Regions from separate parts of the Homo sapiens genome. Here region 2 is linked to region 1. Evidence: read pairs that join two places in POLR2A ChIA-PET (ENCODE). Cell type or tissue: PC-3. All regions are shown on one strand. Links, peaks and the distances in the headings refer to the core of each region. The heading gives the core; the rest is flanking DNA. Region 1 overlaps NT5DC1 (5'-nucleotidase domain containing 1). Region 2 has its middle 74 kb from the start of LNCPOIR.

Evidence for each region. Peaks named below come from ENCODE experiments on the same cell type or tissue, not always from the same donor. Only the 100,000 strongest peaks of a DNase experiment are listed, where the experiment ranks them.
Region 2: POLR2A ChIA-PET joins it to region 1 with 5 read pairs; 1 of 35 experiments calls an interaction of 5 or more read pairs at or near these places.

Annotation. Positions count from the first base shown.
Region 1 is chr6:116,205,880-116,223,041 of GRCh38, reverse strand. NT5DC1 (5'-nucleotidase domain containing 1) reads right to left here. Exons shown (of 12, transcript NM_152729.3): 7 at 1,814-1,988; 8 at 1-8. It also overlaps a transcript of COL10A1 not described here. Among named protein-coding and RNA genes, the nearest start is that of TSPYL4, 40 kb to the left of the region's middle. In PC-3, for the core only: no CTCF peak of the experiment used is centred there; no DNase peak of the experiment used is centred there; H3K27ac peaks cover 378 bases.
Region 2 is chr6:114,611,139-114,628,300 of GRCh38, reverse strand. No RefSeq gene overlaps it. Among named protein-coding and RNA genes, the nearest start is that of LNCPOIR, 74 kb to the right of the region's middle. In PC-3, for the core only: no CTCF peak of the experiment used is centred there; no DNase peak of the experiment used is centred there; H3K27ac peaks cover 548 bases.

The DNA.
Region 1 (17,162 bases), core at 7,071-9,570:
AATCATTCCTAAAAGCAACACAATTTTTCATAAGTTTATTTTAAGAATTAGAAAAGGTCCATATAAAACAGAACTTGATCTTTGCTTATCTATTTTACCACAGCATCATTCATCTTTTGACTAACTTTTACATGCTTTATATTTTTCTCACACACTTTAAGGTGAACATTCCACTGGAAATAGAAGGTGGGTGAGTACTAGTCTTCCTGACAACTCTTTGAAGTATAAACATAATCAGGAAAAAAAAGAGAGTAGCACATAGACTCTAGGTACCAAGCTGGCTTTGGTAGTGAACTCAATAGTTTCTAACAGCTGGAAATATTTGGAAAATCTATCTTCAAATTTGGGGGCCTGAAATTGGCTGGCTTTGTTAGCTTGAAGAGTTAACAATTTTGTGTGTTACATGGGTCCCACAGAAAGCAGCATTATAGCAAGTCATGGTCATCTTTCAGAGAGTGCTTCAAATGTGAAGAAGACACTTTATTTGACAATCAGTGTAGTCTTATAATGTGGTAACTTTTGTATGACAATAATTAATGATTTTAAATCTGTAGTTAGCATTATATTAAGGATTACTTTTGATGGCAAAGGCAAGGTAGCCCTTCTCCTGAAGGACTCACTATTACAATGGGGGAAACAGTATTTACCCAACATTCTAGAATACTTTTACAAATCCAAACAGCAATACATAGAAATTAAGATGAAGAAAGACTATGGTTATCTATGCTAATAAAAAAGGAATTAAAATCCAGATTGTTCATTTTAAAGCATGGGCCCACTACTAGGATAGCAAATGTCTCTATGAGAGGCACCTTCTAAGACATCCAGGACTTTAGCCTTAATTCACCCAAAAGATGCATTATTATGTATCAGCCTGTATATTATTCAGAAAGCAGGAATTCTACTCACAGATTCTAAGCATACCATAGAAGAAACTAAAGCCACACATGCTAAGGAACATGGAAATCATGATGCTAAAAGGGCTGGTGAAGGTAGGTTTTAAGGCTCAAACTTGCTCCATACTCATGGCAATTCGGTATTTGATGGAATTTGAGGAAACATTAGGGGAGACCTAATGACTCAGGTAGAATCTCGCTTTGACCATAGACATTTCCTGGTATTTCCCACAAGAATAAGTATTTACACACTGAAGTCTATCAACTATTCCTGTCTAATTCTCTACCTGTATTATGCTATTTAAATATCCCCTCATACCCACAAGGAATTACTGTACCATTTTTATGACGGCAAAATTGAAGCTTAAAGAGGTTATAAAACCTGCCCCAGGTAATACAGTAAACTGCAGAGCGGGGCTTGAAATCAAGTCTGTCTTACTTTAAAGTCTATGCAATTATACTGCCTTCATTCTCATGAATTCAATCCCATCATGGCTGTGTTAAACAGTAAAATACATGGCTCCGCACGGAAATGACTAAAGAGTGGCTGTACTCCAGGTATCTGTGGAGGAGTATAACCTACAACTCAGAGTCCCTCAATCATCGTCCAAAGATGAGAAACCAAATTCATGGAAAACTGAAGGATATACAGTTTACCACCTTCTAGAAAACCTAAAACCTGGACATTCGGTGAGCTATGAGCATACTGGTCCCCAATAACACTGCTTTGCTAAAATGTACTTGGTTGGGCTGCTGTCAGCAGAGATTGAGGTATGTCATGAGAAAAAAAATCAACTTGTCACTCAGCATTGTTTAAAATAATGATATGGTCATGGCTGACACTTTTAAAAAAGCCCTGGTCTAATTTGCTATCTGTATTTCATAAGACAATGAAAACTGAATGACTCATCACTCACCCAAGAATATATTCGCAGAGAAGTCTACAGTAATCACTGTGAGAACTGGTAATTAACAGAAGAATTTTCCCAGCATTCTTTAGCTGTCGAAGCCATTTTTTCACAGATTCAGGACAACTATGTAAATATCTGCCTGGATCTCTTTTTATTTCTGGAAAATATATTCCACAGTTTTCTGAAAAATAAAAATATCAATGAGGTTTTTCTTTTTAAACATTTTTTGACTAAATATATTCTCTAACAAGTTAATCTCTTTCAAATCTATAGATAAAACTAAAAGGATAAGAACAAGGTTTGACCGACCTAGCAATTATGCCAATACTACTTGCTTTTTAAGAATAGTTCTTTACTTGAAAACACAATATTGTTTGAAAATGTTAGTTGATAATATTCGCTGGCTATTTGACAAGAACTGATAAACTGTTAAAACAGGTAACACAAGAAACACAATATGATCAGCATTTTCAAATGCTGTAAGAGAAAACCTTACATTTGAAATATCAATTGTTACAAATACTCTTTTAATTATTCAATGAATATTTGCTGAATACAGACAAGAAACAAATCAACACTCAGATATTGCACCAGGATCACATCTTTTGCATAAATAGCCAAGAAGGGCGATGAGTTCCTCAGAGTCACAGTTTGCTATTTCAGATGGAATCTATACTAGGGGAGCCATTCTATAGCCTCTGAGAAGTGCTGAGATATCAAAATGGAAAAATCGGTGCAAAATAGGCCAGAACAGGCCAAAAGGCACTGTATTTGACAGGGAACAATGAATGACTCGCATCACTGAAGCGGGGTTGCTTGCTCTGCCCCTTTAGAGTGGCCACGGGGTCTGGCTGAGCTCCAGGGCAGATGGTGGCAGTGTTTCCAGATGTCCTGACCAGACTTACCCATAGTGCTTGACCCAATGCCTTTAAAGTTGTGGGTACTTAGCAGGCAATTGCAGATTTAGTTGAAATGTTACTAGATTCATAACACATACTGTTCTCAGAGCATGATAGAACTAGTAAGCAGATAAAAAGGATTCAAGATTTTACTTTCTCTAATTGTTAGGAAAAGGACACATGCATAGACAAAAAAAAAAAAAAAAAAAAAAAGGTTAAACAGCTTGTACTGAATGATAGAGTCTGCAATAGCTAGATATGGGATACATCCGTGACTCTCTCCAGTGTGAAACACTTGAAATACTTGGCAGTTATATTTCAAGAATATCAGGACATCAGGAAGAAGAGTTGTTTTTTTTTTTTTTTTTTTTTTTGAGACAGAGTCTCACTCTGTCACCAAGCTGGAGTGCAGTGGCATGATCTCTGGCTAACTGCAACCTCCGCCTCCCGGGTTCAAGTGATTCTCCTGCCTTAGCCTCCCTAGTAGCTGGGACTACAGGCGTGTGCCACCACGCCCAGCTAACTTCTGTATTTTTAGTAGAGACGGGGTTTCACCATGTTTGCCAGAATGGTCTAATGGTCTTGATCTCTTGACCTCACAATCCGCCCACTCTGCCTCCCAAAGTGCTGGGATTACAGGCATGAGCCACCATGCCTGGCCAGGAAGAAGAGTCTTTAAGTGAAACAAAAACGAACAAATAAAAACAAAAAACGGTAGCAAATATTGTGGTCTGCCTCCCCACATCCATCTCCCTCTTTGCTGGGGAGTGCTCTGATATTGTTTCGGGTTTCATCTTCCTCTGAGGGGGTCTGTGATGCTAGGAAGGGCAAGGGTCTCTATCAGTCTACACCTATCACAGTTATTCCCTCCTCCTGTCATTGAATTGTTTAGGAAGTGCTGGGGACCCAGGCATGGCAAATGAGACCTGAGGAGAACTTTGCTGCAGGATCCTGAAGTAATGTATACCACTGATAAAAATAAACCTATAAAGGGGGGAATATCCCCTCTTCTACTACTGGACTTTCCCATGATTATAAATTCTATGTAGAACTGCAGCGGTTATCATCAACACAAAGCACGAGTCTGATATACCAGAGATGGCGGAGTGGACATATGAAAGGAAACAAACCTGGGTCCCTGATGACATCACTGGGTTTCTGCTTTTGTTTCTGTTTTTGAGACAGGGTCTCGCTCTGTTGGCCAGACTGGAGTGCAGTGTGGCACGATCATGACTTACTGCAGCCTTAAACTCCTGGGCTCAAGTGATCCTCCCACCTCGGGCCTCTGAAAGTGCTGTGATTACAGGCATGAGCCACTGTGCCTGGCCACCACTGGATTTCTGATTAAGTCACTGACTAACTCTAACCACCACTGGAAGTACCATTCAACTTCTGGACAACCTCTGGTTGTGTAAAATAACTCAATTTAGTAATAGCTTAAACATTAAGGTTATTTATTATTTGCAACTTAAAGCATCATGATTCAGAAAATATATTGCATGAATATCATAACCAGACCAAAACTAACAAAAGAAATAATATTTTGCAATATGAGAATAATATTTAGAAGACCAAAAACAAAAACAAAGTTTTTGCTCTTTTTATATTTTGCCCTACAGGAACTTCTGTGTGTGAATCTCTAGGATCTATTTTTAACATGCCAGAGGCTATATAATAGCCCTTTAAAAAAATTAAAATATATTCTCTGTTTCCCAGGGAAGAGGAAGTACTAGTAAGAAAAGGTCAGTTTAAGAAACAGATGATAATAATAAATCTAAATGGCTAAGAATAGAGAAGTTTGATGAGTGGATGACTGCTAATTTCAGAGGCTGTGTCTCTCTCGTAACTTACTATACCTAAGGGAGTCAGATGTGAGATTATTTCACTTAGAAAAACAAAGCTTTTGTAGCAAGAAGAATTTTATGGGCTACGTAAGAAAAAAATTTATAGTGTGTAATGCTGAAAACATAGACTTGCTTTCAGAAAACTTGAGAAAAAATTATTTTTTCTTAGCTATATGTGCTTAGTGCCATCTAGTGATCAAAATATAAATTACCATTAAAAAGCTACTGTTAACATTTCCAAAGGAATAAAAATACAAGGCATACGCATTTAAATACAATATTTTAAATTTCTTACCTAGGTTAATTGCATTAGTATCTCAATTAATAATGTCTGATTCAAAAGAGTACCAATATAATAATTTAATCAGATAAAATTATTCTCTGAAGTCATAACAGAGATGTCCTTGTTTTGTTCATAAGCCAGACTGAAATGAACAAACTAAAAAAGACAAGCCCTGTACAAACACATACCCAATGGTAGATTATGAGTTGCTCTTACTACAAAAGATCACTGTCATGGAGAAAATATTTTTGCCCCCTTGTAACCTCCAATTATTAAAGGAATAGGAGACATAATTATACAAATAGAAACATCTTTTTATTGAAATAAGTCAAGGTATTAAATCAAATGAAGAGTTATGTTAAACATACTACAATGGATTATAATTGTCTATTAAATTATATCCCCCAAAGAAACTATAAACTTCTAAAGGCAAGAAATATATCTTTCTGCTTGGCATGGAGCAAGTATTCAACATATGAATACCTAAATTAGTGCAGGAGCAGACACAGGAACATTTATGTTTCCTTACATTCAAGGCAAGAGTATGATTAGTACCATATAGCCAAACTGAAGTGATAAAAATAATATTATTCATGTATGATTAAGGCAGCCTATGAAAAAAGTCATGTTTAATTATGATACTAATTAACACTGATTGAACAAAATGGAATTTAGACCTAAGATGGAAAGGAGTGGTATTGTTTGTTCTTAACTCACAAAGAAGCCTGTGTTTTCACTTAACCTCCAAAGGAATTCTATTTCACTGCCACTTTATGTAACTTATTTTCCTGGTTTTTCCACCACTCTTATATCCTTTGATGCTGATATTTTCTAGGTCCAGATGAGATTTAAAGGAAATTCTTTTAATAAGCTGATTCTAAGGAATAAAAGTTTAGCTCTCCTATGTTAAAAAAACTGGTTAATGTAGAGTGACAGAAATAATACCAAAGTGTTGCAACAGTCTGATATGCACATCAAATGGCCTGAATACACCAAACAGGATATAGGGACCTCTCGTGGTAAAAAAGTATAGTACAACCTGAATATTAAAAACAGTTTTTTTCAGTTTAACAGACAATTGTGCCACATCACTATTTCTATCATCACTGAATAAGCTTTTTCTTGTTAACTGTATCACTACTGTTTGCATGATTTTTGGCCAGAATTTTCAAAGCTGCTGTCCGAGGGGACTAGAGATGCCAGGATGCTAACACTTCCATGGTCAGCCTCCAAATAAGGTCTGTTGTTTCCATTGCAGAATATAATTTAGAAGAGATTTAAATATTTACAACCTTTACAAGTTATATAAGAGCACGCTAGTGAACAGCTAAAATGCCTAGCGATGAACTGTTTAAATGTACTTGCTGTAGAGATGATATAATTAATTTTCTTAAAAGAAGAAACTTCTTTGCTAAGAGACACTGAAATATTTGTTGGAGGATAAAAGAGATAAATTTATTTTGTTTATTTATAGGTGGCAAAAAATAAAATTAAAATGTATTAAAACAGATTTGCTGTTTATATAACAAAATATATGGTTTATATCTAATATTTTATAATTAAATAAATAAATCTAGAATATCTAGATTGTGTAAAGTGAAAATCTATATGCTAAACATAATACTTGGAAAGTCTCTCAAATAAAAGCTGGGAAATGAAGTACAGAATATGAGAGAAAAACATAATATACAAAATTTACATTTTAACAGTATCTGATTTCCAGATCTGTAATTTAATTTGCATATCCCGGCCCTACTCCAAAAATTCTGATTTAATTGTTTTGGGGTAGGGCCACAACATTGGTATTTTTTTTTTTAAAGCTTCCCAGGTAGTCCTAATGTGCTACCAGGATTAAGACTTGTTGACCTAAAATATAAAATATAAAATATAAAAACCAGAATTCTTACTATTATTTTCTGTGTATTTTGCCTGCTTCATTGGAAATCACAGGCTCTCAGAGGGCAGGGACTTTTGAATTTTATAGTATCTTTATTACCTAACATATAGCCTTGTACATGTTAGGTAATCAACAAATAATAACTGTTGCCAATTATCTTAAATGTCATTGTGGTTGATGATCTTTAAAGTGTTTACTCTTACACTATACCAATTAAGCATGGTACTCTAGATTTAGTTAAGTATTGTGAATACAGAATGATGGATTTCATTCCTCCTTTGAAAGGAGGATTCCTGGAAAAAGTGTATATTATGGAATTCTTTGAAAGAAAAATTATTCGAACAGTTTAAATGAGTATAGACAAGCCAAACAGACTCCTTTATCTCTCCAAAGCCATCAAACTGCCTGACTCTGTGCTGAATACAGTCTATAAATATGATTTTGGGTCGGCAGTATTTTAAAATTTTTGGATGTTAATGTCCTTGGACAGTATTACATATGTATTGTAATAGTTTACCCACAATCCCACCACGCCATATTGTCTGCACTTGGCCTAGTCAACTCCCCTGTTGCCATCAGTTTACAACCTATTTTTTCTCCTATGATATCAGAATGAATCATTCTAAAAGAACCTAGTTTCCTCTTTCCGACATGGTTACTGGACAGACAACGTAAATGTGGAGAGAGGTTTTTGAAGGTCTGCCTGGTTTTATTCAAAATATAACAAATCCTTTAATGAGGACGCTGACAGCTGGGAGGGTCAGCAGATGGATCTGATGACAGAATCACATACAATAATATCTGGACAGGCTGTAAAGTCGACAAGGTGACTCAGTGAGGTACAATTTCATAGGGAGAGATGAAATCTTACCAGGTTGAAAGCTCAGCCATACAGGCATAACATTGGAGGAGCTGTTGTTTGTCAGCAACTTCAAAATATAGAGCTTACAGTCAGCTTAGGCTCCACAGTATAGACAAAGTAAAATAAAAAGTTTGGAGACCATGTTTTGCAATTTATTTAGTTACTACTATGTACTTTTGATATCATGTTTCTGGAAAAATATTTCTGCTCCAGAAAGCTGGGTAAGAAGCATGTGTCCTCCTTTATAACCCTAGGCATCTTATCTTCATGTGCTCCGTATTATCCAATTAGGTGATTAGATTGTAGAGCTACATTAATATCAGTACAATGTTCAGAACCAGGAAAGCAATAATTTCCACTCTTTTAATCATTTTCAGACTAAACCTTGATAACTGGGTTCTATTCTGGATGACACTTTTCACAAGAAAGTGTGTCCAGAGAATGATGATGTTAACAATTCCTATGCCCCCCACCCTAGAGACCTCTGGTGGAGCCCCAGAGATACACACTGGCCAATCAGACATTTACAAACCTGTGAAACAGGCAGCTTCAAAGGACCGTTTAATCTTAGAGTTGCTTGAGTCTATGCCTCCATGGTGATGTCCAGCCAGATAACTCTTTTTTTTTTTATTATACTTTAAGTTTTAGGGTACATGTGCACAACACAGATAACTCTTTAGCCACAATGAACACCCATTTCCACAGTGTTTCTCCTCCTCTAAAATGTCTTTGCATTTTGAATATGATATTTCAAAAACAGACTTTTGGTAGAGTAGTGGGTCTCAAAATGAAGGTAAATTAGAATTATCCAGAATGCTTTCAAAAATACTCCTAGAGTTTCTGATTCAGTAGGTTTGGGGTGGGGCCTGAAGATGTGCATTTCTAACAATTTCTCAGGTCAACTGACAGTCCAAGAACCACACTTTGAGAATTACTTCAGTAGAATACCCCTATAAAACCAGACAGCTTTTTGAAAGCCTTTTTTCTCCTAGCAGAACATGGTCCTCACTATTTCGGCTAGAAGTGCAAAACCAGATTATGCATATTTAACGTTATCTGATAAAAATGCTCAAATCTGTGTCTGTGTTTAAAAACATTTTAAGTAAAAATCTTTTTAAGTAAAATAGAATTTATTTTTATTTCCTTTATAAGAAGGATATATATGAGAATAAAGACCTGATGAACTGTTTTATGTTTTTTCAGTGTACTATTTGACATTCACTTTCATTTCTGAGCCTTGAGAGCAATACTCTTGCATGTAAAGTAGAAAAAGCACACACTTTGGAGTCAAATGGCCTAAGTTTGAATCCTAAGTTTGTAAGTGGTTTGCCACTTACAGTATCAGGATTTTTGAGAAATTTACTTAAAAATTTTAATTCTTAATTTCTTCACCTATAAAATCTCATTAAATTATGGAGAAGAAAGCCAGGCACAGTGATGTGTGCCTATAGTCCCAGCTACTTGGGAAGGTGAGGCGGGAGGATCACTTGAGCCTAGCCTAGGCAACACAGAGATATCCCATCTCTTAAAAAACAAAAAAAAGTAGTGTGGGTAAAGTATCCATCTCATAGTGCTTGGCACAAAATCCCCAATAAGAATTCCCTTCCACCCCTTCTACTTACCTAGACACAACTCTTTCTGATCCTTTTGCAGGGAGCCTATCACTAGAGGTGAAATAGGCAGGATCCTGTGCCTGTTACAGCACTTCTCAAAGTAGCATTAGTTTTTAGTAGCTCATTATAATTGAAGGGGCATTTTCATGTTCTCCTACATGTGATCTACACATAGAACAGATGTTAAATTTATTGAATATAAAACATTATAGAAGATGTGAAGTGGATTGAGTTTCCAAGATGGACACAACAATATCTCCCACCTCATATGTCTAGAGTTGGAGTTAATTGTTCCATTCTTTTATATCTGGAGAGGTTATTTTACTGCTTTGACCAATAGAATGCAGTGCGAATGACCCTGTGTTAGTTCCAGGTGTAGCCCTTAAATGGCCTGGCAGCTTCGACTCCTTACCTGTTGGAAGTCATGTGCCATGTAAGATGTGCAACCAATCTGAGGCTACCTGAGATGCTGTGAGGAATAGGTTAGATGAAGAATTTGTGTTGTAGGTGCTCCAACTGCCAGCCCCAGCTGAGTGTTGAGCTAAAAGCTTCAACTGCAAGACATAGTGAGCCCCTTGGACATCCAGCCCAGTCATGCCTTCAGAAGACTACTGTCCCCACTGACATCTGACTGCAACCACAGGAGAGACCCCCACGTTTAGAAGCACCCAACTAAGCCCAGAATCCATAAGTGACATGATACTGAGTTTTGTGTGTTGGTATCCTATGGAGCAATAGATAATCTAAACAAGATGCTTTGGAATAAAGTCCCAATTTTAATTATTATCTCTATGCAATTCAAGATAAAATATTCACAAATCCTTTTAGAAACAGATGAAATAAAAGTAAACAGGCTCTAAATTGTTTTTCTTCACCTCCAAAAAATAACTCAAAGGTTTCTACTGCATATAAATTTACAAAATGTAAATACATGAAAAGCTTTTGTCAGCATAAATGTTTTAAACAGTTTAAAGAAATCCAAAATTAACAAGTATTTAAAGCAAATTCTACATACTTATCACTTCTCATCTAGTTCAAATATGAAATGCTTAGAAACTGAAAATAATAATCAATTGCTGAAATACAGAGTGATTATAGCAGTAAAAAATGAATATCCTGGGATGTTTGTTCCCCTGCCTCCCTGCCACCCATTAAATCTCAACTCAAAAACTTTGGATTTTTCTTAAAAAACTAGATTGGTATTCAAAGGAATATGCATTTTAAAGATCAAATTTTATCACAAGAGTGCACTGTTTCCTTAATTAATTTAGTTCAGATATCCTCAGTTTCTTCAGAAATATCTTTTCTTACTAATAAAGCCAAAAGTATGCAGAGTTGTATTTCACTTAGAAGCAATCCATTTCAGAACACACATAAAGATTATAATCACAAAGGATTACTTGTTCAATGTCCAGACAGTGTATTATATAAATAGGAAAGCCCTCTCTAGCCTCCTAGGTCTGTGCCACATCTATACCTTGCATAGACAGAGTAGTTAAGCAGCTATTTTAATGAGGCACTACTCTGTTTTTCACTATACTTTTCCACCTGTATTTGTATCAGTCATATCTTCTATATGCTTTCATAAAATATCACCTGGCTAGTTACTCCATGATAACAAAAGAAAAAGGAAAAAAGAACATACTAAAGTTTCAAATCAGTGAGATTTTAACTCTGATAATTGTTTTGACAGAGTTATTAACTTTTTAATAAAAAATTTGAAAAAGAATTGATAAAATAGTATTAGAATAATGAAATAATTTCTTTGATATAACAAACATAAATATATAGGATAGTCTATGTGTAATACTCTGCAACATTGCTTGAGGAGTAATAATGCCCTAAGCCTGGGTTCTTATCCTAAAATCCATACACAGGCCTCACTGCGTGAATGAAACCCCAATACTCTTTGCAACATTTTGTTCATCAGTGTGTTGTGTGTGTTGGGGGATCAGAGCAGGTGTAGGCTCTCTAGCTTTAATTAGATTCCTGAGGCTAGGGACATGAAGAACCACAGACTTAGATTCTCTTAGATTTGCACAGTACAACAAAGCAAACATTCCAATATCCCTCCCTTTGTTATAGTCGAGAAAAATCTTATAAAAATGTCTTAGAAAAAGGAAATTCTCTGTAATAGGTAGTACAGAATTTGTACACAGTTTGTCCAGGAATAAATATACTTCGTGGACTCTATATTTTTTACATGTAAATTATTCTAAGTCCAATACATTTATACTTATTTGGCATGGCTAATGAATGGCTGTTCTAGTTAAATTAATTTGTAGGTTAATTAAGAATAACCAAATATACAATATAAAAACATACATAAAATACAGTCAACTCTTACTGTTGAACCTATATGGAAAAAAGAACTATTTAAAGAGATTAAATTATTGCTTTTCTTATATATGATACACTTTTGCTAGAGAAAATTCATTGTATTGGGTTTTTTATTGCTGCACAACAAACCACCTCAAACATGATGGCTTAAAATAACAATGTATTATCATCTCCTGATTCTGAGGGTTGACTGAACTCAGCCAGGCATTTCTCACTTGGAGTTGTGCCCGGGGGTATGGAATCATCTAAGGGTTTCTTCACTCACTGTCTGGCACCTGGGCTGGGCTGGCTGGAACGGTGAGAGCTGGTGAAACAAACATCTCTCCACTTAGCTAGCTTGAGCTTTCTCTCTGCATTTGGGTCTCACAGTAGTTGGACTTCTTAAGTGGCGGTGGGTTTCCCCCAGAGCAAGTGTTTTAAGACAAGCAAAAGCTGCAAGGCTCCTTATGACCTAGTTTTAGGAATTTTACAGTAGCACTTCTGCTGAATTTTACTGATGATAGAGGTCCAGCTCATTTTCAAGGAGAAGAAAACAGAAAGGTGTGACTTCTGGGAGGCATGATTCATTAGAGAGCTATCTTTGTAGACTAGCTGCCAAACATACTAATACTTCTATGTGATTCCTGCCAGTATATTTTCTGTTCATATCTAACTCTGTGGGAATTTTAAGCATACCATATATAGTTTTTTTTACCTGTGTTTCTGTTCAGCATTGTATCTGAGGAATTTCCTATGGCATTAACATTTATTTTAAAACATTTCCATGGTTTTAACTTAATATCACTTTTAAAATAGATTATTTATAATAATTATCCTCATAATAACTGACATAATCTGAGTGCTTATTTTTGCCAAACACAGTTCCAAGACCTTTATAACTATTAATGGATTTAATCCTCATAATGACCCCAGGAACAGGTCCTATATGATTCCCGTTTTGCAACTGAAAATCCGAGATACAGAGAGGCTAAGGAACTTGCCCAAAGTCACACAGCTACCATGTGGCAGAATCGGAATTTGAATGCAGGCGGTCTGCTTTCGGAGCTTGTGCAATACTGCCCAGTTACAAGGCATTTGGGGACTCTATGGTAACTACAGGGTCACCACAAATCTTTACTCTTTTTTTTTTTCACATGGTACATTATTACATTTCAGGGGTTTGAGGTTGTTCAGAATTTTAATAAGTGAGAGTTCAGAATTTGGATAAATTTTGACAAATCAAATTAGCTTCTTTTTGAACCTTACATATAAATTTATTTAAAATCTTGCAATGTGGAAAGTCTTTTAAGCATGGCACTGAACTCAAAAGCCATAAAGGAAAATTGAAACACCAAATTAGATTTCTGCAGAGGAAAAAAGTATCCATCAATATGCATTCTAATTATATCTAGAATTAAAAGGAGCCTTAGAAATCACACCCTTCAACCTTGTCATATTAAAGATGATTAAGTAGCCACCACATATTTTGCTCAAAATTACGGTTAGTAACAAACTTGGGTATGGAATAGAGTCCTCAAGAATCCTAATCCACTAAACCTCATCATTTATGTGTCTAAATCTATATGTTTGAGATTTAACTTATTTGATGACCATTATCTGTTAAAGAAAAATAACTTGCGTTCAGAAGCAGAAATCAAATGCTTTAAATGGTATGCCTGTTTAGCTATATAATTATTGGATAATAATTATAAAATTCAATTCTGCTTTTCCTCAGGATTTCTGCAGAAGTTCTTTGTCACTGAACTGATATTGTCTCTGCTATTATCTGGAAACTCAGACCTTCCACTGAGATAGGAAAAAAAACCCCAAATAAACGTCTAAAATTAAGGCATAAATATTATCTCCCTTCCTGGAATACTCTGCCTTCCCTCTGCTGCCTGGTGAACCTTGGAAGCTTGTCACAAGGTTACCTTCTATGAGGAGCCCTCCCCAATACCCACTCTGCACATCAATGATGGCATTCATCATGTTACACTATAATCAACACTTGTAATAAGCATATTTATGTATTTTTCTTTCTTCTGAGACTCTGAGATCTTTTAAGAAAAGAACCATCTTAACATTCATGTTTATACTCCTAATATCAGGCAAGTACCAGAGGATTCCTAACTACAGAAGTAAGTGTGTGTGGGAAAAAGCTACCAGGCAAGACTTACCAGGTGACCATAAAGACCAGAGGTTGGCAAACCACAGCCCACAAGCTAAGAAAGGTGCTTACATCTTAAAATGGTAATGTAAGTATCAATATAATAGCCTTGATTTTGTCTCTTGGTGCCCAAAGCCTATAATATTTACTATCTGGCCCTTTAAGAAAAGGTTTGCTGAATCCTGATATGTAGTATTTAATAACTACGGGACAGTAACGTAATAAAAATACAATTAGTTATATATAATGCACTATTACTAGAAAGTACCAAAAGAATAATAAAATCATCAATTTAAGAGACTTTGTTTAAAGCCTATGCAGTCTCTGAGCAGAGTGAATATTACAAAATGATTTGTGATCAAACTAATGAAAGACAACATAAATACCTTTATGTATCTTTTAATCACAGTGGATCCCCAGCCATGATGTAACTGCCCTTCAATTACTCTCTGGCCTGGGTTCTCTATTAGTATATTCTATGAGCCAGATGATGGGTCTCTTTACTCTGCCATCTCTTTAAAACCTATCTATATGTGCCTTTGCTATTGCTTTTATGATTTTAGCACACTTTATTTTTAGTCTCTGAATAAGATGTTTTCAGGCTCACTTGGTCTGCTTGTTAAAAGAGCAATCGCAGGGTCACAGAAAGACACTACAAGCCTAGGGCTGAAAGCCACCACTGGTAATATTTTTCCTCATGAATGTCAAAGGAAGTTGAAAGATCCCAAAAATGCACATGATGACATGATGACATGATCAGAAAGAACTAAAGAGCTTGTAGCTTGAGATGAACGAATAAAGGCACTATTGCCTAAGTACAGCCTTACAAATTAACTGTGCAAGAAATAGGAATGTTTTCCTTGGTACAGCAAAACAAAGATGCCTCCAGGTAAAACCTGGGACAGGTTTTAGGGGCTAGCTTCAAAGAGATACACTGTAGCTTTCATTTCAAACGGTTTTAAAATGTATTTGTGAAGCATAAAACATTTTGGGAGGGTTTTGTTTTCAACAGAAGTCAGCCCACTGACATTATCCTTACTTGAAATCTTCCACCTCCTTCAGAAGAGAGAAGCTGGAAAAAATTAGGAGAACTAAAATGGGATGCCTCCGGGCAAAGCAGACTCAGAAATGTGGCAATGCTTATTCCTTTGAAAAAAGTTACAGTTGACTTCTCTAGCTTTGAGGCACAAAGAGATCAGAAAAAATAACAGGAACATAGAAATCATAAGCTAGATATTAGGGGTCATTAACTATCAATGTCTTAAGGAAATCTGCCCCACACTGAGGACTGAAGTGCTCAATTATTTAACAAACGAAAGACCTGGAATAGAACTTTCACTGTGTTTCTTCTAACCTGGTTTTTCTTCTGTAGTAGGTAGCCTAACAGAATGCCGAGACAACATTTCAGTATGTATACACTATGCTAAACTCAGCTCCCAAATCAATATAAATAACAAAAATAATCTGTGATGGGAACCCAGTCCTCATTCCATAATGATCAGTAATGAGGCACAGAGTAAAGAAAGCCTGGGGCGGCTCTTTATAGCCTCTGCAAGGAGTGGGCAGAGACTCAGGTAGAAATACAGTGGGAACCTGGGCACGAGGGGTTCACAGTTGAGTAATGGCTGGGTTCCCAGAATATTCTACTCTAAGCAGGGCTTTTAACCATCTAAATTCCTCTTTTTTCTTCTTTGGTCTTATTTTTGCCTTTTTCACACTGCCTGCTTCCAATCTAATGCAACAAGTTTATATATTTTGGGTATTTTTTAGAATTAACATATAATCATAATAAAATACAATCATATATACTTTTCAAACATAAAGATGAAAGACTTTTTAAACCAAAAATTAAGTAACTCTTTACCCGGTAAGCATGAAAAAAAATCTGAAAAATAAGGTTATAAACTTAGTCTTTACCTATATAATATGGACATATGTATCTATCATCTATCTAATTAAAGATTGTAAAGGATTTTTTTTGCTTTCTCTCTTTAGAATACATTAAGTCCACCATAAAAAAGAAAACATTTACTTCTATAGCTATAGACTCTATTGATCTTAAAAGGAAATGCAGGTACAGAAATATTTTTTCCCATGATTTCTTAAGACATATGATCCATTTATTGAGTGCATACCTTCAATCTTTCAGAATAAAGTGGAAGAAATCTGCTGTAGGCAGGGAATAGGTATAGTTATTAATGCAGAGATATCAGCTCCCAGAGGATCTGAATAAAACAATATTGTAATAATGAAACTATTTTCTAATAAAAAATTACATTCTTTTGACCTAGGAAAAAGTTTGTTAAGAAAGCATATGACATAAGTGATCAGACTATTTATTTTTAAAAGGAAAGATGTCAATATAAATCCAGAGAACTTTAAATTCTAGAATTACTCAATAAACAAGAAGAAAACATTTAAAATCCAATTTAAATGAGACAAATATTTTGCACACAATTATTTGGCAAATGTTAGCAATAAACACTAAATGCCCTATGTGTATTCAATGAAGAAAAATGTGAGTAAAGAGGAAACTGCACTAGACTTCGACCAATTAACAGTTTATCTAAAAACTATGGCAAAGAAAATGTTTTGCCCTCCAGATATAAAATCCATTTAAAACATCAAAAGGAACTTTATCTAAATGTCTCATGCCAGCAAATTAAATCATTATGGAGCAGGGTAGGAGGGATGGCAGAAAGAAATTCATAATTTGCAGGTGACTTCATTAAGAAACAGCTGTTGCTGTTGATGTAAGGAGAGTTGCTATTCCATTTCTACTGAAAAGCTTCAGAGCACAAAGTTCTGTACCAGAGTAGACACACAGATAAAAGTATATTACAGGATATGGTCTCCAGTGTTCCTGGGTGGTATGGACCCAAATCAGACAGTCTTGAGTCAAGTCTTAGTTGTGCAATTTCCTTGGGTAAGTGCTTTAGTCATTGAGAGACTGTTGGCTTATCTATAAAATGATCACAGTTATAACACTCACCCCATTAGGTAATTGTGTGAATTATATGCAATGATATATGTGAAACATTTAGCACAATGCTTTACACATAGTAAAAATTTTGTGTTAGAGCTATTTTTACTTTAACAAGTTCCTCTGGCCTAAGTACAGGCAGTTGATTAACCACGAAATGCTATGGGCCACACTGCATCATGGAATTGCCCTGCATGGGCCCAAAATGCAAGATTTCCCTTATCAAAATGCTACTTACCTTCAAAACATATTTTGAAACATATGCTATGAAAAAACCCTAAAAGTCCTACTGAGCAGGAGGCAGGGTGGTTCTACTTTTTGTTACTTCCAGGAAAAAACACTGGGCTAGATGGTCCAATGGTCTATTAGATCATTCTCAAAGGACTGAGCAGAGAAACTTGGGGTAGCTATTAGAACCTTGGGGACCACAAAACCTAATCTCATTGTGCAGATATGAAAATGAGGCCTAGAGAGGCTGACTTGCCTAT
Region 2 (17,162 bases), core at 6,077-8,576, 1.6 Mb after region 1:
ACCATCATTCTCAGCAAACTATCACAAAGACAAAAGCAAGCATCGCATGTTCTCACTCATAGGTGGGAAGTGAACAATGAGAACACTTGCATGGGGCAGGGAACATCACACACCGGGGCATATTGGGGGGTGGGGGGCTGCGGGAGGGATAGCATTAGGAGAAATACCTAATTTAAATGACTAGTTGATGGGTGCAGCAAACCAACATGGCACATGTATACCTATGTATCAAACCTGCACACTGTGCACTTGCACCCTAGAACTTAAAGATAAAAAAAAATACAGCCACATTTCATTGTGTGAAATTATTCAGAACTTCAAAACAAATATTTGTTTCCACAGTTCTACTGGTGCTTTGCAAGAGGCACCAGGAGCCTGTCTGTTTGGCCAGTTTTTCTTTTTTCTTTTTTTTTTTAAACTAGCCTGCCAAAATTGTAAGAACCACGACAGTGAGCCCAAGACACATGAGGCTAATGTGCTTAAGTGCTGCTATAATAAAAATTCTGTTCTCAAATAGCACCCCCTTTTATTCTAATGAAGAACACTTTCAAAATTAAGCACAACAAAACTTTTATTCCTATTATTGTTCTGAGCATTGGAAGTCTTCATTGAAGTCAAGTGACCCCAAAGAAGTAGAAAGTTCACAAGCATATGAATGTGAATGGAAAAGCAGAGGATAGACTTGGATATTTGGGGCAAGTTTTTACCCTCAGCTTTATGCAAATGTTAGAAATAACAAGAGCATATAGCACTAATTCCAGTCAAAATAGTTGAACCAACCAGTTTTAGCAATTTAACTTTACAAATATAAATAACCCATTACTTTTTTTTCTATACAATGGCAGCAATTAAAATTTTTAAATACAATAAAAATTAGTTTCTCATTGAAGGCAAACATAACTAGTAATAGTTTCATTGGGTTTTACTCAAGTATAGCACAATGTAGACTGGGAAATATATAATCAGAACTCTGTGAGTGGGGGGCATCCCTTAGAAAGACAAGGGACAATATGCAGAAAGTTGAAACTGGACCCCTTCCTTACATCGTATACAAAAATTAAGATGGATTAAAGACTTAAATGTAAAACCCAAAACTATTAAAACCCGAGAAGAAAATCTAGGCAATATCACTCAGGACATAGGAACAGCCAAAAATTTCAAAAACATCAAAAGCAATTGCAACAAAAGAAAAAATTGACAAATGGGATATAATTAAACTAAAGAGCTTCTGCACAGCAAAAGAAACTATCATCAGAGTGAACAGACAACCTACAGAATGGGAGAATATTTTGCAATCTCTCCATCTGACAAAGATCTAACATCCAGAATCTACAAGGAACTTAAACAAATTTACAAGTAAAACAATTTTACAAGTACAAACAACCCCATTAAAAAGCAGGCAAAGGACCTAAACAGACACTTTTCAACAGAAAACATTTATGCAGCCAACAAACATGAAAAAGAGCTTAGCATCACTGATTATTACAGAAATGCAATGAGATACCATCTCAGGCCAATCAGAATGGTGATTATTAAAAAGTCAAGAAACAACAGATGCTGGTAAGGCTGTGGAGAAATAGGCATGCTTTTACACTGTTGGTGGGAAAGTAAATTAGCTCAATCATTATGAAAGACAGTGTTGCCATTCCTCAAAGATTTAGAACGAGAAATACCATTTGACCCAGCAATCCCATTATTGGATATATACCCAAAGCAATATACATCATTGTATTATAAAGATTCATGCATACGTATGTTCATTGCAGCACTATTCACAATAGCAAAGACATGGAATCAACCCAAATGCCCATCAATGATAGACTAGATAAAGAAAATGTGGAACATAGACACCATGGAATACTATGCAGCCATGAAAAGGAATAAGATCACATCCTTTGCAGAGACATGGATGGAGTTGGAAGCCATTATCCTCAGCAAACTAACACAGGAAGAGAAAACCAAACACCACATGTTCTCACTTATAAGTGGGAGCTGAACAAGGAGAAGACATGGACAGAGGGAGGGGAACAACATAAAATGGGGCCTGTCAGTGGGGTGGAACAGAGAGAAGAGCATCTGGATAAATAGCTAATGCATGTGGGACTTACTATCTAGTTGATGTGTTGATGGGTGCAACAAACCACCATGGCACACGTTTACCTGTGTAACAAACCTGCACATCCTACATATATATCCCAGAACTTACTATTAAATTAAATTTAATTATATTTAAAGAAATTCAAGGGCAAGGTAAAAACAGAGGGTCCCCACTAGGAGACTCCATGACCACATGAAAGGCAAAAGCATGGTAGATCTAGGTCAGAGGCACTGGACACAGAACACTGATTGACCCAGAGTTCTTGGGCTGTGCATGCACCAGGGTAAAGGCTGAGGTTTAAAATGACAAGAACACATTTTACCATTGAACCAATAGTGGCTATAGGTACTAGGATAGCAGTATCCCTGAAAGTGATGAGACTTCAGGGCAGAGGGGCTCTTAGTCAACTGGCAAGGTTTGCAGCGTTGGAGATCAGGCTGCAGAAGCCCAGTGCTGCATGGCTCTGTGGCTCAGCTTGTGTGAGGCAGCTCAGAAATGCTGGACATCTGAGTCTACCCAGTAGTAGAAGGTGACCAGATGGCTGGAGGACTCAGGGCAGTGAACATTCTCCAAAGGAAAATACAGGCTTTAGGCAGTCATGGGTGTTTCAGCCTGGAATACTGAAGTATGGGCCAGATGCTCTGCTTGGTGGCTTCCAATATGCTTGATTGCAGTATTCCATAGAAATACTTCAGAAGATGGAGAATCCTTGGTAACCACAGTATCCTGGAGGGCTCACAGACTCCCAAGTCTCAATGTGGTACAAGGTCAAAAAACATTCTTGTTTATAACCTCAGCCCCCATCCTGGTGCATGCACAGCCCAAGAACTCTGAGTCAAGACATATTCTGTGCCCACTGCCTGTAACTCAGATCCACCACCCTTTTGCCTTTTTTTTTGTGGTTATGGAGTCTCCTAGTGGGGGCCGTCTATTCTCACCAGGCACCTGCCTTCCTAAGCGATGCCAACCTCAGAGAGTTCTGATGATTCATCTCTAAACCTACTTTATGCTATACTTGAGCAAAACTCAGTGTAGATATTAATAGTCATTTTTACCTTCAATGAGAAATTGATTTTTACTGTATTAGAAAATTTTAATTGCTGCCATCATATATAAAAATGTAATGGATTGTTTATACTGGAGAAGTTGAATTGCTAAAACTTGTTGATTAAATTGGGGGATTTGCCTAGTTTTCATATTCCAAACATGGCTTGTCTGAGGCCAGCTTCTGTTTCTGACAGTGTATCAGTATAGCATGAGCCACCCTCTAGATTCTCATGTCTTTAGAATACCTGAACACACAAGTGATACAGCCTTGAAGAGAGAAACAGTGTTGCATTTATATTTGCTGTGTGGAAATGCACCAGTTCATAGTAGTTAAGCCATAGCTACATAGTTACATCCTGAGATAATGCTTTGAGAATATTAACAATTTTTCCTGTTACTCTCTGACTTTGTTCTTTTGCCCCACTGTGCCTGCATCTCTCTCTCTCTCTCTGTCTCTCTCTCTCTCTCACACACACACACACACACACACACACACACACACACACACACACACACACCAAACAGCCCAACCTATAACTCAGAAGAGTAATGTGACAGAGTAGAAAACAGGAAAAATGAGTATGTTTCTGGCCTTGTTTTCAAAAGCATAAAACTCTTAGAAAAAAAAAATCAACTCAGAGGAATCTTAGTATAGACAGAGTATTTGACAGAAGATGATTAAGAAAAGCATGTATGCCTAGCCCCAGCCTCCTTTCCCAAATCAGGCTGATGGCAGAGAAGAGGAAAGCCACAAAAAAGATTGACACAGGGAGGTGCTGCCTGGTCAAGAATGCCAGTGCTTACAAAAATCCCGGTTTTCCCTCCTAAGCCTTGATCCCTGCTAGCTGACATTGCTCAGCTCTCTTTCAGTTTAAGTGGGTAGAAGTGATGTACACCACTTTTAAGATTAATTTCTATAAACCCCATGCTCTGTCTCTTCTCTAGAAGAGACCTTAGAAGATGGAGGAGCCACAAGATGGAAAGAGCCTGGACCATGAATCATACTGTGACTGAAAAGGTGCCCACCAAACACTCGATTGGAGCAGGAGGTAACCAGGACAAAAGCCAGTGGGGTTTGAGTTTATTTGTTGCATCTTTTCACCTCCCTTATTACTATATTGATGCCCACAATAGATTTGTGGACTCTGAGAATGGAAGAGACCTTCCCCATAGACAGCCTGGGAAAGATGGCAAGAAACCAGCAAATGAAGACATTCCTGTGGGCTGAAACAGACAGAGACATGGACAGTCTCACAGAGACTCCCAGAGCTTGATGTAGTCCCAATTCAGGCAATACAGGACACAAAGGCTGAATAAGGACAAATAGCACACAGAGTCAAGGCACCGGGTTTCTGTCCTTATGGCACACAGCTGCAGCCATGTTATGCTTTGCCTTGCCTCTGTAGACTGACTCTTGGCAACATGTGCTCCCTTTACACATACTTCCTTGTGGACCTGGGCTTGGTACAAAATTACTGAAGAGGGTTGCCAGACCAGAAGAGACCCAGCAGAAAGAAATATGCATAGGAACCACACATCTGGTTTGCCTGAGGTAGTCATGCCTTGTATTCATTGTCTTGGCATAGTTATTTCCAGTATCTCCTTTTATTCTGGAAAGTGTCTGCTTGAGATAATAAATCATATGATCTCCATAAAAACAAGAGTTGTTTACATGAATACATTTAGGGATATACAATATTAAGGATGAAGTGTCCCTCTCTGGCTGTATTCCAAGGCAAGCTTCCTGGAACTTAGATGCAGCCTAAGAAAAGGGGTACAAACCAACTAAAACTATATTTCTGCCACTGAGTGAAATGTAGGCTCAAAATAGAGATTGAATTTATTTATACAAAATTGTTGTATTTTTTTACATTTCTGAGTCTTAGCGAGATTTTTATCTGCTACCCACAAGTCTCTCTCACACACACACATACACACACACATAGTGTAGAATAGATCAGGCTTCAAATCCAAGTTCTTTTATTTACTATTAGGTTTCAGGTTTGTTTCTCAATCTCTCTGAGCCTAGGTTTCCCATCCTCATCTGTAAAATTAGGATCATAATCCCTGGTTTACATATATTATAAGCATTCAGTAAATTAACATGTTTAATATGTTTGAAAATATAGTTTTCTACTGCAATTTATACTTATCTGCATGTGCTTATATATGACAAAATACTTCAATATTAAGAGAAATTTGCCCAGGCTTATCCACCTTCCTATGCTGGTAATATTGAGTATGTAGATTACATGACAGATGTTCCTTTGCTCCCTTCCCACTCATATGTACCCTCTTTGTTGACACCTATATTCAAACTTTAAAATATATCTGAAACACAGCCAGCAGCCATACCCATGCCAAAGCTAAGATTTCCGAATATTCATAGAGAAACAAAAGACAAAGTCACCTGGAGACCACTGGTGTCAGCCAGGCTGGCTGCAGGACCACCCCTACATGAATACTGCTTGCACCAATCTCAGGACTCTCAATTATCACTGTTTCTTCTGCCCAGCATGCATGTCCCTATGCAGCACAGCAAGCCCCATTCACAGACCTGCTCCAGAAAGTGGGGCTGTTTCTTGAGGCTCCAGCCTTTTCCAAATCTCACCCAAATGGCTTAACTTAGCCCTCCCCATCTCTCTGTATCATTTCTAATGCCCATTTCTTAACAAAATAACACAATCACATAACAGTAGACATGCTGTTGTGAATCTGCAGCTGTGAACAGACACCAGGGCAATCATGTCCAGGAGTGCAAAGTAGAAATACAGGAGGGTGACACTGGATTTATGCCAGGCTCTGTACAAAACACTTTCCATTCACCATATCTTATAAGCCTCGCAACAACTCTACAAGGCAGCAGTTATTACCATGATCATGTCATGGGTGATGAAGTTGAGGCTTTAAAGGGTAAGCACCTTGCTCAAGCACCCATAGTATTAGAATAGATAATATTCATCAAGGATGTACCAAAAGCCAGAAACCATTTAAAATTTTGTGCATATATTATCTCATTTAATTCTCATAACAAGTTGTGAGATAATTCTAATGTGTTACACATTTTACAAATGAGAAAAGTGAGTTACACAAAGTGAATTGAATTTTTCCAAGGTCATCAGTAACTAGTAGTGAGGCTGGAGTTTGAACTCAAGCAATCTGGCTCCAGAATGTGCACTCTTAACCACTTTATTATGACTAACAACTAGTTAAATCTTCTGGATTCCAAAAGCCAACCTCTTAATCTTATGCTCACATCAGATATTCAAGGGTCATTAACTCTTGTGGATAACAAATGGATCATTTTATGTAAGAAATCCGAGATCAGAAGGGATAATTGGTTCAGGATTCTTGAGCAAGGTCTTAGGAGAACTTCTTACAGTACTGTTCATTGTGAGGGAAACTTCCAGTGAAGTGATAGCAATGTGCACATCTCTAAGGACTTATGTAAGCCTTCTGAAATAACTTGACACTTTGGGCTCAACTGAAATTTCCAATCCAGAATGTGCTAGGTTTCCTTCAGCATGGATACACAGGAATGCATTCAAATTCAATCTGTTACTCTCCTGGTCTTCTAGCATAGATACAAAGTAGGATAAAGATTAAATAACTGAAAAAATTCCCCAATTATCCAAGCACACAGCATATTTTATTGGGAAAAAAGGATATAGAAAGGTAATATAGCATTATTATGTAATGTTAAAGACCACAATCCCAAATAAAACTTCCAAGGTTTAAAGCTCAGCTCTGCCATTTACTAGCTTGGTGGTTTTGGGCAAAAAATTTAACATCTATATTGCCTTCTTTTTTTCATCTTTATAGTGGGATGGTAATAGAATTTACTACCCAAGATTGTTTTGAACATTAAATGAGTTAATATATGAATAGCACATGGTAAATTATATTTTAAGTGTTTGTTACTATAATTACCAGAGCTTTTATGTGTTAGGGAGCTGAGAAGCTATCACTCAGTTTGCTAATTCTTTACTCCTTTTATCCAATTGGTTTCCCAGTTTTGTAGAATAGACCTTCAAAATATCTACTGTCTCTTCCATTCAATTCCCCCTATCAATCTTCTGTATTTCATTACTTCTGTATCCTTAAACTCACCTAAAACTATACTTTTAAAGTCAAAAGTGTAGGCTGTGAGCTCAGTGGTATTATCAGCCTCATTAAAATGTTAAGTTATCTTCTCACTTCCAGGTCAATTAATTTTGGTAATCTAAGGAAATGAGTAACTTGTGGGAAATTTTAGAGTGAACAATAATTTGAAAATTAGACAGCTAATATGTTGGTATATTTTTTCAGACTAGTGAAGGGCAAAAACTGGAAAGATATAAAATTTGCAAATTAGAATTAACATTGTCCATATTTGACATATTTTAGAGTCTTCATTCATCACCACATTTTTAGTTTTATGCTAGAAGATGTTCATACTGTACAGTTTTCTAAATTTCAGTTCCTAGGCACTTTGTAGTAACATAGTTAATATAGCTTAATAATTTGGTAAACCTAACCAATAATATTATAATTGTGAAAACATAAAATTCAGACTCAAATCTTTTATATTTATTGCTTTTTAATTAATAATATGTCTAAACTTTTATATAAGAAAATTAATATCTTGTATTCAACCATGTAGTTATATATTTTATTTAAAAATATTTACATATATAAAACATTCAAAGGACAACATATTTATAGAAAAATCAAGTTTTTACTTATATTATTAATTATATAAGTAGCTAATTATTTTTCAAATGGCTAAGATAACTCTCTCCAATAAAAGCCTATGCGAGAATAAGTAATCTTCTATTTATAACATTTTTTATCAAAATCATTGTTACTAATAATGATAGCATACAAGTGCAAATTGTTTTATAATTAACAATGTTTTTTAATTTTAACTTTCTACTAGAAAATGTCCCATTAGTTCAGCATTTCATTTATCTGTTAATATGCCAACTGTTATGAAATTTTCAGTAATTCACAATCCAATGACTCAATAGCTCTTCAATAACAGTCTTGTATAACAAGCTGGTAAAATTATGCTTATTATAGAAATAATAGAGTTGTATCTAAAACCTTCCATATTGCTTCAGCTTTTCAGTTCTTAAGGGAATTAGAATGATTAGACTCTATTTCTAGCAGAATTCCATTTGGGAATAAGGATGATTTAAAAGAAGGGAATAAACCTGGTTATTAAAAGAAACTCAAATAGATTTGAATACAGTAATATGCTTTCATGTCCCTTTCCAACTCTAGTGAAATTTTATCGTAAAATATATGAGTCATTAGCCAGTTGGAAAGCCAGTAGAAATATAAACATAAGATATGAGTATGCTTAAGGTAAATTCAACATTGCAGAAATATGTGGAGAATAAAATCAAACTTGAATCCAGATAGCGTAGACTTTTTGTTGTGAGATCAGGAAATAACAATATTCTTATGGCTTGATTCACTTCTCTCTTTTTTTTTCTTTTAAGACAGAGTCTCACTCTGTTGCCCAGGCTGGAGTGCAGTGACCTGATCTTAGCTCACTGCAACCTCCGCCTCCCAGGTTCAAGCAATTCTGGTGTCTCAGCCTCCTGAGGTAGCTGGGGTTACAGGCATGTGTCACTATGCCTGGCTAATTTTTTTTTTTTTCTTGAGGTGGAGTCTCGCTCTGTCATGCAGGCTGAGTGCAGTGGTGCAATCTCAGCTCACTGCACCCTCTGCCTCCCTGGTTCAAACAATTCTCTGCCTCAGCCTTCCGAGTAGCGGGATTACAGGTGCCCACCACCACACCTGGCTAATTTTTGAATTTTTAGTAGAGTCAGGGTTTCACCATGTTGGCAAAGCTGGCCTTGAACTCCTGACCTCAACTGATCCGCCCACCTTGGCCTCCCAAAGTTCTGGGATTACAGGGGTGAGCCACCGCAACTGGCCTGATTCCTTTCTTTATTTCAGGTTGTTGCATTACCATGCCTTTTTGTGTCAACTTTTGAGAACAAAAAAATGTTCAAATCTACCTGAAAATTTGTGAAGAACTTGATACTGGTAATCTTCCAGTTTCTGATTTTTCTATCTACAGCCAAAGGAGCAGACAGTGGATAGGACAGACATTATCTGAAAACCTGTTCTCTGTCATACTGTTTCAGGCAATGCAGTTAGGAGATCCTTTCCTGTACACGCAAGTATACAAGGGAAGCAAAAGGGGCAGATTCTGGTGAATGTGATCTGATTTGGATCACCAACATCAAACCATTGGGCCAAGTATCAGTGGCTGGCCAGCCAGCCACTGTTGACCACTTCAGAGCTTTGCAGGGATCACAGGGTAAGCCACAAGCAACAGAGCAAAACAATGGTTCACCAAACTGTAGAGGGCATGGAGTTTTGCCCAGCCCCATATTCAGCAATACCCCATTTAGAGTTCAGCATCTTAGAATATGCTCAGTTATACATGAAATATGAGCAACAATTTTTTAAAGTGTGATTTTAAAATAATCAGTATAAATAAGACTGTATTTATATTCTCAAAGTGTCAGGTTTAGTTGAGTTATTATTGTCTACCATAAATTAATATTAAGATCAGTTAAAAATCCCTTGTATAATGAGGTAGAGCAAAGATAAAATAAAAGTAGGACCAAAGATGGAGGACAGGAAGATGGAGGGAAGAAAGAAGAAATTATAAATTAAATTACATTTATTGGATTATTTGCTTCTTTATGTTTTGTTTTGTCTTTAAAAATACAACTAAATAGTAGCAAGGCAACTCATTAATTCAGCTAATCAATATGTTGAATATAGGCCAGGAGCGGTGGCTCATGCCTGAATACCAGCATGGGAGGCCGAGGTAGGCAGATTACTTGAGGTCAGGAGTTAACCAGCCTGGCCAACACGGTGGAACCCCATCTCTACTAAAAATACAAAAATCAACTGGGTGTAGTGGCAGGTACCTGTAATCCCAGCTACTTGGGAGGCTGAGGCAGGAAAATCACTTCAACCTGGGAGGGGGAGCTTGCAGTGAGCTGAGATAGTGCCACTGCACTCCAGCCTGGGTAACAGATCGAGACTCCATCTCAGAATATGTGTGTGTGTGTGTGTGTGTGTGTGTGTGTGTGTGTGTGTGTAATATAGAGAACAATATATCTATATCAAGCAAAAGGGTGTTGTCAGAATATTATATTTTTAGTGTCTGTCAGTACCAGGCGTATCAGGCGTATGGAACCAAAATGCCTTTTTATGTCTCTCAAACTCCTTTAATTGCAGCGTTTGTTGTTGTTGTTGGGCTTTTGTATTTGTTTATCTCCTCTATTTAAGGTTTTAAGAATATGTGTTTTTAGTGTAAGAGTAAAACTCTTCAGTAATATATCATCTCAAATTTAAGTGAAAAATGCTCTCCTGTTCTCCATTATTTATACAAGCTTATCTTATAATTTAATCCGAATACAAATGTATGCTAATACATAGATGCAGCATGAATCCATTCATTAATGTGTGTTTTATGGACATTGATGGAATCTTACTAACATTATTTTACCTCTTGGTATAAACATTGCACCCAAGGAAGTACATTTTCCAATTATCTGTACAATTATCTTGTTAGCTGGTATGTACATCCTTATTATTTTTGTTACTGTGAAGACTTTGCTAAGCCCTTTAAAATTATCTTTCAGTTTTCAGTTACTCCTAACAAAACTCTTGTGGCAGAATTTTGTTATGTCTAATGCAGATGAAGAAAGTGATGCATAAATTGTTTTCCTGAGATTTAATCATTTATATCATACCAAATCTTATCCACTATAGTATCAGCTAATTTCTGATTAATAACAGTTTGAGGGTGACCACATGTCATTTCTGTTTATGACAACTTTGAGTTGGTTATCTCAGTCCTTTTCTTAGCAGACTTGTATCTAGCAGCCAGTACAGCATAACACTTGATCCTAATTGATAGCCAAGTGAATAGCCTCAACAAAGAGGCCTATAATTAAGAAGCCACAAGACTGAAAATGATGAATTCCTTCCTTACCTCCCACTATGCTTCATCTAGAACAGGACTGAAATATATATTGTGACAGGAAGCCTGAAATCCTATGACAGTAACACAGAAGCCATCTATTTCTGTTCCAGCCAACCAAGACTTTTAGCCAGTATTACATCCACTTACAGTGGACAAATTAATAATTATTGAAAATGTCTTAAAGTGTGGAGAACATAATAGGTACTTATTAATGGACTAGAAGTTCTATTTAAGTATCATATGTGGACTCTTCTTACATATCAAATGAGTTTCCAACAAGCTTGTATAAAAGATTACGTAGCCTTATGTACAAAAAGCAGCAAAAACAAAATCTTCACATATATAATCTTCTAAGTAACATAATAGGAATACCACAAGGCGAGAACTGGTCAGAACTGCTCACAAATAACTGAACAACTGGTGCCTTTAAATCTCTCAAGGACAAAAATTAAACTTTCCTGAATGGGATGATAAAGGCAGTGTGATTTATCTAAGGTGCATATGTGGTCTATCAAATCTTCTCAATGGAGAAATACTGTTTTAATTTCTTATAAAGTCACTGTCATCCAGAACCTTACTACTTGAAGTTTAACATGGTTTTTCTTTTTTGTTTTCAAATTCCAAATTGGATAAATATGTTATTCTCTCCCCCTCATAGAATCCTTGGTAAGGGATACATGGTCAAAGTTAGAAAACTTACAGGAAACGAAGACAAAGTGTTTGAAATAAGCATCTAACAAATGCAGCCCTTAGGAAGGAAGTGTGAGAAAGATAAAATTCAATCTTTCTGGATTGAGCTGTCAGGAAGAAGTCACTGAAAAATAGAGAATTCTAATTGAAAGAGACATCCAGGTGATATTTCTTTTCAAATGCATACATTCCTCAGTCTATGTGGTAATTAGAACACTTGAAAGTCTTTACTATAAAAGTATCTCATATGGCCTGGCCATGATTTCCCTCTCTAAGATAATGCATTACATTTCTTTGTATTTTACTTTTCATTTTTTTATCTGCTACTCTTCAAGGATGATTATAGGTATATTTTTCCCCTAATTGTTCACCTAAAGTGAAGGATTAGTGAAACCCCGTCTCTACTAAAAAATACAAAAAATTGGCCTGGCGTGGTGGTGGGCCCCTGTAGTCCCAGCTACTCAGGAGGCTGAGGTAGGAGAATGGCATGATCCCGGGAAGCGGAGCTTGCAGTGAGCTGAAATCACACCACTGCACTCCAGCGTGGGCAACAGAGTGAGACTCCATCTCAAAAAAAATAAATAAATAAAATAAAATAAAATGATGTGTTCTGATCATAGTCTTATTAAAATCTACTGACCATAAACTATAAATTGTGTAGTCTTATAAATGTTATTTATATCTATACAATTCCTACCATCACTCTTTAAAAATAGCATTTGTCAAAAAACATTTTATTAAATGAACAATGGGGCCATATGGATACCATATAGGAAAACGCAATTAAGAATAATTAATTTTAAGCAGTTTTCATAATAGATGTCTGAAAACATACTACACATGTTCCCTGGTATTTAGCATTGTTTTAGAAAAATGCTTTGCATCTTCTCACTAATGCTTTTGTTTTAGAGCATCTTGTAGTCTCCCCATTAATCTGAATGACCTCAACAAAAACAGAGCAAGGCTGTTTTGGCAGAAAGACAAAGGACACTTTCCCCTCAGCTTATAACAAATTGCTTTCATTAAGTACAAATGGTCTTGGAGTATTATTCTACTTGAGTCTCCGCCTAGTGACAAGCCTAAAGGGGAGACCCAATGTTGATTGTAAACAATTAGAATGCATCTCAGAAAGTAGAATGTCCTCCTATAGTTTAAAAACATCCTATTCTAGGAGCATGAGGTGGGCCACATCCAACCATAAAACACCAATTTGTCACGACTTTGAATAGTTATGTCATTTCAGGCTTTATTTATGATTAAGAAAATCAAATTAAGATGGACTATATAGTAGCAGAAATTTATTGGATATACTATGTTTATTATTAGAAATATTGAGTTTCTGGTGTTGCAGTTAGGAATTAATTCTTTATAGATATCTTAAAAGAAGCCTCTAGTTCACTTATTTCAAGGTCTTTCTACACCATCTAGAACTGGATCTTTAGGGAAATAGTCATTTCAAATATCTTTTTTAAAATTCTTGCAAATATTAAAGTATGTAACAGAAAACAAAAATAAAACAAATTTTAGGTTAAGTACAAAATAATGTAGAGGGGAGTCATAACATAATAGAAAAATAATATTCTGTGTTTATGGTTTCAGCTGATTTTTTGGAATCACTATTTTTTTTTCTTATAAACTTCTGGTCAGTGAGGCTTTTAAAAAGACTACAATTTATAGACATTTCATAATATGACCTTTAGTTCTTTTCTATTTTTAAAGCATGTTTGATTTTGACATTATTTAGAGTTAGTATTTAATACTTGAAAAATAGGTTCTAAGCATGCATGTCAACTACTCTTCATAATGCTATTTTATTACTTCGATTACTGCATTTCATCTTCACTATGCATTTATAAATCTCAGTTTTCAGTTTACTAAAACTCAGCATTTTAAACTGAATCAGATTTCTAGCTGCAAATGATGTTTTTAAAAGGAAGATTAAAAACCAGCTAAGCTGGAGCACTTCAAAATCTCATTGGTCTTGCCCTAAGCAAGAAGTTGAGGAGAGAAGAGGGAGCCATAAGATGTACATTTCATGTTTGAATAAGGGATTGATTTAGAGAAGAACTCCAGGCTAACTGAGACAGAAGATTGTAATTTTCTATTCTTCCAATGCTCTGTCAATAAAAGAACATTAGAGATTCTCTCCTCTAAAGAAGCAGTTTATATTTGGGGTTCATCATTGCCATCAAAAAACATTTTTTGCTATTCACACAGCAGTTTCTCCACAGGAAGCAGTATGGATTGCATTGAGTATGAGAAGGAATCATGGAAAAGTCACCATTATTTAATAAATTCTTACAGCATTAGGAGGTAGGTGATAAATAGTATCTTTTCCTTCACCTCTGCAGCTTCATCCACACATGTCAAGAGGAAACAAATAGATACATACATAAACCCTTTTAAAAATCAAGTAAAACCGAAGCAAAAAAAAAAAAAAACCCATAGGTGACTCTATTAAAATGCTATAGATAAATTAATACTCTTCATTTATATTGCCTATGCATATGATCACCCTTTTATTCCTTAAGTTATTTACTTTAGTCTTACAAATATTTTAGGAGTGCCTATTATGTGCAATCATTGAGATGCAAAAATCAAAGTTTTAATTGAAAAAAAGAATCAGGATTTATCTTCAATGGCCAATACATTTTAGGTTTAAGCAAAGCATAGACCTCAGTGTCCTGAAAGCAAGACAGCTGTTCCTCCTGGGGCTGTAATTCTTGGTTCACATTTGACAGCTCATGATCCAAGCTGGCTTTGTCCGTGGAAGCAGGGCCCCTCATTTGGAAAGGAAGTCCTTTTCTCTGAAACTTGTTTTTTTTTTTTTTTTTAATTATACTTTAAGTTTTAGGGTACATGTGCACAATGTGCAGGTTAGTTACATATGTATACATGTGTCATGCTGGTGTGCTGCACACATTAACTCGTCATTTAGCATTAGGTATATCTCCTAATGCTATCCCTTCCCCCTCCCCCCACCCCACAACAGTCCCCAGAGTGTGATGCTCCCCTTCCTGTGTCCACGTGTTCTCATTGTTCAATTCCCACCTATGAGTGAGAACATGCGGTGTTTGGTTTTTTGTCCTTGCGATAGTTTACTGAGAATGATGATTTCCAATTTCATCCATGTCCCTACAAAGGACATGAACTCATCATTTTTTATGGCTGCATAGTATTCCATGGTGTACATGTGCCACATTTTTGGAACCAACCCAAATGTCTGAAATTTGTTTAATGACATTTTCGTATTTCTCTCTCTGATTTGCAGTGATTGATTCTGACTATATGGTAAGCTCTGAAAAATCTACATATATTCTGATTCTGCTTGATTCTATATTGAACCTTGACATAGTACCCCATTCTCTTTCTCTGCCTTGGTTCTTTGGATGTGGTCAAAACGTGTTCAAGCTGAAGCAGACATTTTATCTTGCTTCTTTTTCCACCTGTCAGAGTATTTACAATGGTTAATAAAATGGACTATTATGTCACATATTATCAGAAGTTACCAACCATGTCACCGAATGTATTAACCAATGTTATCATGCATTTCAAAATATTAATCACAAGGGATGCTTCTAGATGTAACATAGAAAAAGTTTTATAAGTCAAAGGAATTTGTTAAAAAAAAAGTGAAGTAAGCATTTTTCATTAATGGTTATCTCATAGCTTTATAATATGCTAATAAGCACATGAATTTCCAAAAGGAGATGGGGCTAGAGGCTATTCACTATCTCTAGACCTGTTTGATCAAGATGTTTCCACTTTTTATTTATAAAAATATTAAAAATATTTAAGGCCTTCTGCAGAACCCACTTTGGAGAATGCTGTTGCTCAGATAAATAATACAAGCTGAAAAGTCTTCAAGTATAAATTTTCATGATATTTGGATAAAGAAATTGCCAACATTTAATTTTTATATGAATAAATTTTTAAAACTTAAATTATTGAAATGCCTAAGATTGACCAAACATATCTACTCTCATTTAAAGTTTTTCATAATCAGCAAACTATTTCTCCTTGTTCCTGGTCAAATAAATAATGATTGCAACACTGTCATGTCCAAATGCTATCAGATCTAGAATGACAAGAACCTAAAATAATTATGTGACACAACCTCTTATAAATCTATGTAACTAGGCCATAGCTAAAAAAAACTGAAGATTTTAGAAGATATGTATATCTATAAAGAGATATACATCTATTATAAGACATATTATACATATATTGTTTCTAATATGTATTGTACATTATATAATATTATAATGTATATTTCAGCCAGGACCCAACTTACAATGGCCAATGATAGTTAATACCAGGCTAAAAATTCATGGAGCTCAAAAACTATGTCTTAATCATTTTTGTTTCCTCTGTAGCAGGAAACATAGTGGTCAGTACAAAGTTGTCATGAATGTATAATGTAAAAAAATATGTGGTGGTAGGAGGAAGAAAGAGAAAGAAGAAGGAAGAAAAATGAAGGTCATACTATATGTGCATTTACTTAGTCATTCTGTAAGTATTTATTGGATATTTTTAGTATTTTTAGATCCTATGCTAACCACAAACACAAATATAAGATAGGCTAGACTCAGGAACACCTGACCTAGTAGAAGAGACAAATATATTAATAAATAATACATTAACAAGGTGATAGGTCTGCAACAGAGGCATGTAAAATTATAATGACTAAGGAGACAAAAATTACCCCTGAGCAGGAAATGAGGCTTTCAGGAGCAAGTAATGTCTAGATTGAGGTTTTAAGAATTTCATCAAATAGACAGTAGAAAGTGCATTACAGACAGAGAAAATATCATCAGCAAGTACACAGAGAATTCAAAAGGTATACTGTATTCAGAAAAGAGCAGACCCCAGAAGTACTATCAAAAAGATAATGGGGCTCAGAGATCAGTGGGGAAGTGATTAGATGCTATGCTGAGAATTTGGACATTAGTCCTATAGATTCATATTTCTCGTACTTATTTGAGTAAGAGATTTTTTAAAGTATTGATGAAAAATCAATAATGATTTATGACATGGATAAAATAGAGAATATAAAGCCCCTTCAGAAACTAATTAATTATAGCAAAATGTATGAATAAAGACCAAAATAATATCACAAGTACATAATGAATTTGCAGAACAAATACATAATGCGTAATTAATTTATACCAATTTAATACAATAGACATTGTACAACTTAAAGGGAAAGGTGATAAATGATGCCTATTCATTAATGGCAATTTATTAAAGACAATGCATAATGTGATCACATTTGTGGCTTCCTGGAATGCTTAGCTGTTGCATATCATTCAAAACAACTATTTA